Linked DNA regions of Homo sapiens: region 1 is linked to region 2. The links are chromatin loops, found by intact Hi-C in ENCODE. Cell type or tissue: heart right ventricle. All regions are shown on one strand. Links, peaks and the distances in the headings refer to the core of each region. The heading gives the core; the rest is flanking DNA. Region 1 has its middle 60 kb from the start of PLAC1. Region 2 overlaps PLAC1 (placenta enriched 1).

Region 1 (4,394 bases), core at 242-4,241, 66 kb after region 2:
TCACTGATTCCCAGAGGGCCTTCTTCCAGAGGCCCACACAGTGTCATGTTCCACTGGGCGAAGATCTTCTGACTGCTGTATCCCCAGGGCCTAGAACCATGCTAACACAGAATTTGTGCCGATTAAATACTTGTTGAGTGAATGAATGAACTGGCATAGCGTAACGGTTAAGAGGTTAGTCTCTGGAGTCAAACAGACGGGAATTCCAGCCCAGTTCTGCCAATCTGACCTTGAGAAAGTTTACTTACCTTCCCTTGGCCTTGGTTCCTTGTCTGTAAAATGAGAATAATAGTACATAACAAGACTATTGTGGGAATTAAAAGAGATAATGCATGTAATGCACTTACCCAGTGCCTCACCCATAATAAATCCTCAGTAAAATGATAGCAATTTTCATTATCTTGTATACCAACTCCAAGCAACTGGCCCAGGCTGCTGGGAGTGCTGATCTGAGGATTCTGTGGTCTAAACCTGACTCAGTGAAAAAGAGTACTTACTCTAAGGCCTTCTATGGGTAAAGATGGTAGAAATAGGAAGGCATTTGCTGGGTACATGTGCGTGCTGGGTACGTGTGCGTTCTGGGTAGATGGCCAAACTGAAACCATTTGAAATAGTCTTCAGGGAGAAGTACATTGCGCACATATGACAAGTAGCTTTTTTCTTGAGACAGAGTCTTGCTCTGTCACCCAGGCTGGAGGGCAGTGGTGCAATCTCGGCTCACTGCAATGTCTGCCTGGGTTCAAGGGATTCTCCTGCCTCTGCTTCCAGAGTAGCTGGAATTATAGGTGCGTGCCAAAAATTACCCCTGCTAATTTTTGTCTTTTCAGTAGAGACAGGTTTTCACCATGTTGGCCAGGGTGGTTTACAACCTCCTGACCTCAAGCGATCCGCCTGCCTCAGCCTCCCAAAGTGCTGGGATTACAGGCTTGAGACACCGCACCCAGCCAGACAAGTAGCTTTTATCAGCCACACATGTGGGGGTGAGGAAAGAACTTTGCCTTCAGTGGGGACTGTCCCCCAGAGTGAGGCCTGTCTCCTAAAATTCTAGAGCCATTCATTAGCCCATTACTTGCCTAAGGGTTGGAAATAGCATTCTGATTTTTCGTCAAAAAGGCCCCAGTCTGAGTCTGTTGTCAACAAAGAGGCAGGCCCCAATGAGCAGTCACTCACCTAGTCCTTAGTGGAGTCTTTGCTCTGTAAGCAGAATAGCTGCCTCACCATGTGCTTGAATTTGTCAAATGTCACACACTCTATTTCAAACATGTGAGATTTGACATCATGTGAGCAATATTGCACTCATTTCCAACCCTATTTGAACTTCAAAGGGCATGTCAGCCACACTGGCCCTACCTAAATGTGTGACACTTTTGATCAACTGGTACCTGATGGCCAAGAAGACTTAGAGGCCCATGTGTAATCAGAAGTGGAGCCCAGAAAGGGAATTTTGATTAAAGGTAAATGAACTCAAGTCTTGGAAAGTTTGAGTTAAACTGGAAACACAAAGCACATGAGGTCAGAGCAAGTCTTAAATTCTCTATCTGAAAACACTCCAATGACATCACCTTGCATCTGGGAGTGTCCTTGGGGTCTGGAGAAGTGTAAGCCAGAAAGCCTCCCTGGAGAAAAAAAATTCCCCAGAATCTCTCCAGAGACTTAGCTCCTAATAAAGCTGTGGAGTGGGCTGTAAGGCATACTGTGAGGGTGGGGTGTCACCTTTTTTTTCCCACTGCCTGATCCTGCTTCACTAAATAACAAATTTGCCCATGGGCATTACTTGAAAAGTACGTAAAGATCACCCTGCTCTCCAGAAGTACCTCCTTCTTGGACTTCAGTGAGTCACCGTTTTTACAGCTTTGGGGCTTGACATTCCTCACGTTCAGGGAATTTGGACAGGATAACTTAGGGAGGCCTTAGCAAACAAGAACACGTGGCTCAAGCAAGTGGATGCCATCTGGCCAGTTAGTAAGGCTTGCAGGCAAGGGACACCCAACAGGAAACCAATTATGAAAGTAGTCTCAGGGCCTGCAGCCCCGCCTGGAGGGAAGAGATCTTAGAGATATCCTAGGGCCTGGCTACTTGAGGCCACCAGGGCCTGGATATAGCAGCAGAAAGGGGAGATTTGAGGGCAAAGGAGACAAATGTTTATATTTTGCCTGGAGCCATCCTGGGCAGTCCTCTTCTCATAGTCCCCCTTCTCTAGCAGAAGGAGGGGAGACAGTTGAAAGATTGCCCTCTTCCTTTTCCATGCTCACCTCCCTTTCTTGCCAAATGCAGGAGGTTCAAAAGGGGCCTGTGAATAATTGTGTGGGACAGGCTGCTGACTGGCTGCTGACTGATAAAGAATTTGTGATAGTAATTTTCTAAATAGAGGAAATTTCACCCAAACCCTTTTCACCTCACACCTGGGCAAAAAATATTCAGAATAGGCAAATACATAGAGACAGGAAGCAGATTAGTGGTTGCCAGGGGGAGGGGAGAATGACGGCTTAGTGTGTGTGGGGTTTCCTTTTGTCATGCTGAAAATGTCTTGAAACTACATAGTGGTAAGTATTGCACAACACTGTGAACATAACAAATGTCACTGAGTTGTACACTCTGAAATTGTTGAAATGGCGAATTTTATGTTATCTGTATTTTATCACACAAACACAAAAATCCTCAACAAAATACTACTAAACTGAATCCAACAACAAATAAAATGAATTACGCACAATGACCAAATAAAATTTTTCCTAGGGATGCAAGGTTGGTTCAACATAAGAAAATCAGTCAATGTAGTATGCTGCATTAATGGAACAAAAACTACCTGTTAATCTCCATAGATGCAGAACAAGTGTTTGACAAAATTCAATATTCCTTCATGATAAAAGCACTCAGTAGGCCAGGCGAGGTGTAATCCCAGCACTTTGGGAGGCCTGTAATCCCAGCACTTTGGGAGGCCGAGGCGGGTGGATCACTTGAGGTCAGGAGTTTGAGACCAGCCTGGCCAACATGGCGAAACCCCATCTCTACTAAAAATAAAAAAATTAGCTGGGCGTGGTGATGGGAGCCTGTAATCCCAGCTACTCGGGAGGCTGAGGTGGGAGAATTGCTTGAACCTGGGAGGTGGAGGTTGCAGTGAGCTGAGATCATGCCACTGCCCTCCAGCCTGCATGACAGAGCAAGACTCCGTTTCAATGAAAAACAAACAAACAAACAAAAAACACTCAATAAACAAGAACTAGAAAGTAACTTTTAATCTGGTAAAGAACATCTATGAAAAACCCACAACTAACATCAAATTTAATGGTATAAAACTGTAAGATTTCCCCCTAAGATCAAAAACAATACAAGAATGTCCACTCTTACCACTTCTATTCAATATTATACTGGAAGTTCTAGCTGGGCTAAATAGGCAAGAGAAAAAAATTAAAGACATCCAGATTGGAAAGGAAGAAGTAAAAAATATCTCTATTTGCAGGTGGCACAACCTTAGTTAGAAAATCCTAAAGAATCCACAAAAAACTATTAGAGCTAATAATCAAGTTCAGCAAGGTTGCAGGATGCCAGAAAACACAACAATCAATTCTATGACTAAGCACTAACAATGGACAACTTGAAAATCAAATTAAGAAAACAATTCTATTTGCAATAAAATAATAAACTAATTAGAAATAAATTTAACAAATGAAGTGCAAAACTTGTACACTGAAAACTATAAAACACCATTGACAGAGAATAAAGAAGGCCTTAGTAAATGGAATGACATTTCTTGTTCATGGATTAGAAGACTTAATATTGCTAAGATGGCAGTACTCCCCCAATTGTTCTACGGATTCAGTGTAATCTCTAATAAAATCTCAGCTGGCTTTTTTTTTTTTTGGCAGAAATTGACATGTTGATCTTAAAATGTACACAGTAATGCAACAGACCCAGAGCTAAAAGTGTAACAACTAAAACTAAAACTCAGAAGAAAACATAAGTGTAAATCTTCCTGACCTTGGATTAGGTAAGAAATTCTTAGGATGATAGGACAACAAACACGCAAGTGACAAAGGAAAAAAAAGAGAGATAAATTGGACTATATGAAAATGAAACACTTTTATTTCTAGAGCACAGTGTCATAATCATAGCTTAATGCAGCCTTGACCTCCCGGGCTCAAGCCATCCTTCCACTTCAGCCACTTTAGTAGCTGGGACCACAGGAGTGTGCCACCACACCCAGCTGAATTTTTTTTATTTTTTGTAGAGATGGGCTCTCACTATGTTGCCCAAGCTGTTCTCAAACTCCTGGGCTCAAGTGATCCTCCTGCCTCAGCATCTCGAAGTGTTAGGATTACAGGCATAGGCCACTGTGCCTTCCTAGCATGAAGCACTTTTGTACTGCAAATTAAACCACCCAGAAAGTGAAAAGG
Region 2 (4,394 bases), core at 187-4,186:
CCCGACTTATTCCCGAGACCCTCAAAGACCTCACTGCATCACAGCCCAGCACAGTTTAGGAAGTGGAAGTGTTCATTCTCTGACCCCCTCAAAATGGGCCAAATTATAGGCAGAACAAGTTCCATAAGAAGGCTCCAGGTCTGTCGTGTCCACAGCACCCAACACAGTGCTTAGTGCACAGAAGGCCCTGAATAAACAAATATCTATTTAAAGAATGAAACCAATATTCACAAGCAAACTCCTTGCCTCTTTTACCACTGTTTCCAGAAAAAAGACTCAGGATGTTTAGTTTCAGAAAGCAGTGGAGTGTGAATACATTTCAAAAGCTATCTATCCCAAACTGTGAGACTTGGGCTTCTTCCTAAGCCAGCACTCAGCAAGGAGAAGGCCACGTTCAGTTTGAACACTAGGATCACGAAGCCCAACGGCAAGAAGCCAGACAAGTTCAAGTTCGGCATCTCCCAGGCTCTTCTGGAGCCAAAGATGAACGTGGACCTCAAGGCTCAGCTCAGGGAGCTGAATATCACAGCAGCCAAGGAAACTGAAGTTGGTGGTAGTCAGAAAGCTATCATAATCTTTGTTCCTGTTTCTCGACTGAAATCTTCCCAGAAAATCCAAGTCTGGCTAGTATGTGAATTGGAGAAAAAGTTCAGTGAGAAGCATGTTGTCTTTATTGCTCAGAGGAGAATTCTGCCTAAGCCAACTTGAAAAAGCCATACAAAAAATAAGCAAAAGCATCACAGGAGCTGTACTCTGATAGCTGCGTACCATGCGATCTTGAGGACTTGGTCTTTCCAAGTGAAATTGTGGGCAAGAGAATCCACTTGAAACTGGATGGCAGCTGCCTCGCAAAAGTTCATTTGGACAAAGCACAGCAGAACAATGTGGCACACAAGGTTGAAACTTTTCTGGTGTCTTTAAGAAGCTCATAGGTAACGAAGTTAATTTTGAATTCCCAGAGTTTCACTTGTAAACAAAAATGACTAAATAAGGTATATTCACAGTAAAAACAAACAAATAAACAAATAAAAACAACAAAAAAATGAAACTGAGTTCCAAAAGGATTGATACCCAAAGGGGCCAAATGTCTACTCTTGGATAAATCTTTGGTATGAGAACTCTAATGCCCTAATGATGTCTGATAAACAGGAAATGACTTTATCAAGATGCGGAGCTGTCAGCGCCATGGGTTCTCCCAACTGTCCCTACTCCAAACATCTCTGGCGTCCCTCTTCTCTCCCTTCTGTGCCTGTTCCCTTCACTTTCTAGTCTCTCACCCCCTCACCTTTTTCCCCCCTTTCTTCCTCTGTCCTCCTCATGCCCTCGGCCTGCCAGTCATCCCCCACTTGGCCCCAGTCACCCACCAGGCCAAGTCCTGCCTGAGACCCTCAGGCTGGAGAGATTGCTTCCCCCATACCCAGACAAAATGTGTTCAGTAGACAAATGCATTGTCTCCAGCCTTTACAAAGGAAGCTCACCTAGAGCCAAATACTTTCCTTTTCTCATTTCTTAATTTCTACGGGGGGAGGAGGGTATCATGTGGGTGTGTGTATGAGTATCCCAGACGACTGTGCTGTATCCAAAGTACCTTTTATCCCTGTGTGTCCTTGCAGCCTACTTTGGCCTATCTAAAGTTTATAGTATTGCAGCAGAGGAACTTGAGCCTATTTCCTGATTTTAATTAAGCCTTTTTGGGTTACAGTGACCCAGAGGCAAATATCTAGTTAGTTCAGGCAGACTCGGAAAAGAGCTTAGGCTGGAATTGCTGGGTGAACTGAAGGTTTTCCTCAGAAAACACCCACGTTGGCAAGTCACGTGGCTCAAATAGGATGGATAGTTGGTAGGCTGCCCTTTTCTTCTCTGGCGGCATGGTCAGTAATCTGACTATTGGTCTTCACGGACATTTTGGGGTCCTTCTAGAGGATCTTGTGGTTTGCGGCCAACCCTAGTGAAGTTTGTTATTTCTGTTCTCTGGTTCTACAGGCAACTGCTCCCAGGTGAGTGGTGCAGCTGGCCCTTGGTCAGGTTGACTCCATAGCAGGGCTATCCTAGGAAACCTCATTTGAAGATAAACCTGTCACCACAGGGGTTGAATCAATAGGGAGAGAAAATTCAGAAGTGGGCTTGGGTGAGGAAAAGTAATCTGAAAGAGTCTAGCTGGCCAGCTGACTTCCAGAAATTCTGCTGGAGCAGAGCAGTGCTGGCCAAGTTACTTAATCTCTCTGTGCCTCAGTTTCCACATCTGTAAAATTGGTTAACAATAACATCTACCTCACAGTGCTGTGGTGAGGATTAAATAAATGATATATCCAATATGCTTACTCTAGCATCTGGCACATAATATGTGTTTTTAAAAGCATGGGCGGGGGTGGGGGCAGTTACAGAAAATCAAAACTGTGGATTTCTTAAGAGACATGGCAGAGCTGGAATAAACTGTCATGCAAAATCCTTGAGGCCTGATCCCCCAGATGTGAGGTCCGCGGCTGCTCTCTGCTACTGTGGTCCATCAGTCTGTGTCACTGCATAACAGCGCAGGTGGAAGTGTCCCTGGGCTAGCAGGCTCACTGAAAATTCAAAGCACATGCACTCAGCACAGTCATGGTAATAATAGTGGTAAGGAATTGGAAACTGTGGTGATGGCTTCCCGATTCCACAATCATTACAGTCCAGGTGTGCCTGTGGGGCCATATATGAGAAGAGTCCTGGCCCAGGCCCCTCATACACTCTCCCCAGGCCCTCTCCTCAGGCCTGATGGCTCATCTCTCTCATTCCTGAAGGTTCTACCAGTGGCTCAGGGGCCATGTTGGCAGGCCTGGGTCTTCTTGACACCCTTCCCTCTCCTAACCACCTGCTCACCCTCCAGGCTTACAACAAAAACCAGACACATCACTACCCACCCTTCTCCATTTGGTTTTTAACCTTAAGTGAAAAGCTGCTTGTCTTAAAAAAATTAGAGATCCTGTCTTTACCTCTGAGACACTTTGATTTAGAGAAGACAGGGGACGTCAGTGCTTCACACTGAAATGTGAACATTTCAGGCAGTGTGACAAGCCAATGCAGTCCTCTGCCATTGTGGGTCCCTAAAATGACATTGGGCCTTGCTCTACCTTGTCCCAATGCAGAGGGTGAGTTAGATGCAGAGCTGGGTTTTCTAGGACACCTGAAGAGACCAATATGAGGTCAGCATATGGCTTCATGGGTCTGTGGGCACACAAGGCCCCTCAGAGCTCCTGCTCTTGTCTCAGGATTGTTCTTAAAACATTGTGACTGGGAGTCCTAGGGCCGCTTCTAGTAGGAGTTCAATTCCACAGACCATTAAAAAAGTCATTTCTTAGAAATTCAAGTCCATATCAGGAATGATAAAAGGATGGCTGTCTCCCAAGGTCTGCAAGCTGTGTAGGATTTAGCTGCAAATAAATAAAATAAATAAAGGAATCCAGTCCCTTTTTGTTAATTGTGCCAGTGCTTTCATTTTTCAGGCAATTTCAGTTCAGTCCAGATCTGGTTTCTGGAATCACATTTTTCCAATCATCCTTCCCATTTGCAAGGAGGAGTCTTATGTCCAAGTATGTGATTTGAATTTGCCCAGGTGCTGCCAGTTAGGGAGGGTTTTCATATTCAAAGCTGCACATGCTTTGGAAATGTGACCCCAACGATTGCAAGAGGAGGCAATCATCTCTGGAGGGGAGGGGTTGGGGGAGGAAGCTTGTATGGGAATTAGTGGGCTCCATCCTTGGACTTCAGCATTTCTCAGGCATCTTGCCTGCTCTGTCTATTCTCAGGCCTTTAACTAGCACCATTAGTGGAGCTTCCATCTGTCAGTGCAGTCCTGTCGCTGGAGCCCTAGACCTGGTTCTCCAACTGCGTATGGCAGCACTGCCCTAGCTGGAAAGCTTGTTAGACAAATACCCAAATGATTCTTACGATCAGGCAAGTTCAGGAAGCCTAGGCAATGTTTTTTCTACCCAGATGTTCCACCATCTCCCAAAGCACAATATGATTAAAACCATACTCATCCTAAAAGCAATTCATCCTAAAAACTGTACTGAAAGAATGAGACATAACTGTACTGAAAGAATGAGACAGATCTACACGTGGTTATATGGAACAGTCAGGGTGTGCCTGTGGGGTTCAGATGAGAAGAGTCCTAGCCCAGGCCCCTCATGCACTTGCTGACTTCACCTCTCCCCAAGCCCAATGGCTCACCTCTCTCATTCCTGAAGGTTCTACCAGTGGCTCAGAGGCCATGTTGGCAGACCTAGGCCTTCTTAACACCTCCAAGAAGGCTCCTGAAGTGAAACAAAAAAGCAGGCTGCTGCCATTACAGTGGAAGCTCGCTTAGCTGACGTCTGTGGGGCCAACTCTCACAATTAAAGGATGCTCTCCATTTCCTG

What was found. Hi-C counts contacts between places; a loop is a spot of excess contacts. Peaks named below come from ENCODE experiments on the same cell type or tissue, not always from the same donor. Only the 100,000 strongest peaks of a DNase experiment are listed, where the experiment ranks them.
Region 1: a loop joins it to region 2, with 4 times the contacts of the local background. A loop is called at or near these places in 1 of 110 quality-filtered maps.

The regions. Positions count from the first base shown.
Region 1 is chrX:134,716,615-134,721,008 of GRCh38, forward strand. It overlaps a transcript of PLAC1 not described here. Among named protein-coding and RNA genes, the nearest start is that of PLAC1, 60 kb to the left of the region's middle. In heart right ventricle, for the core only: a CTCF peak has its summit at 2,035; a DNase peak (open chromatin) is centred at 1,992; H3K27ac peaks cover 749 bases.
Region 2 is chrX:134,650,439-134,654,832 of GRCh38, forward strand. All of the region lies in intron 1 of PLAC1 (placenta enriched 1), which reads right to left. It also overlaps the pseudogene RPS7P12. Among named protein-coding and RNA genes, the nearest start is that of PLAC1, 5.8 kb to the right of the region's middle. In heart right ventricle, for the core only: no CTCF peak of the experiment used is centred there; no DNase peak of the experiment used is centred there.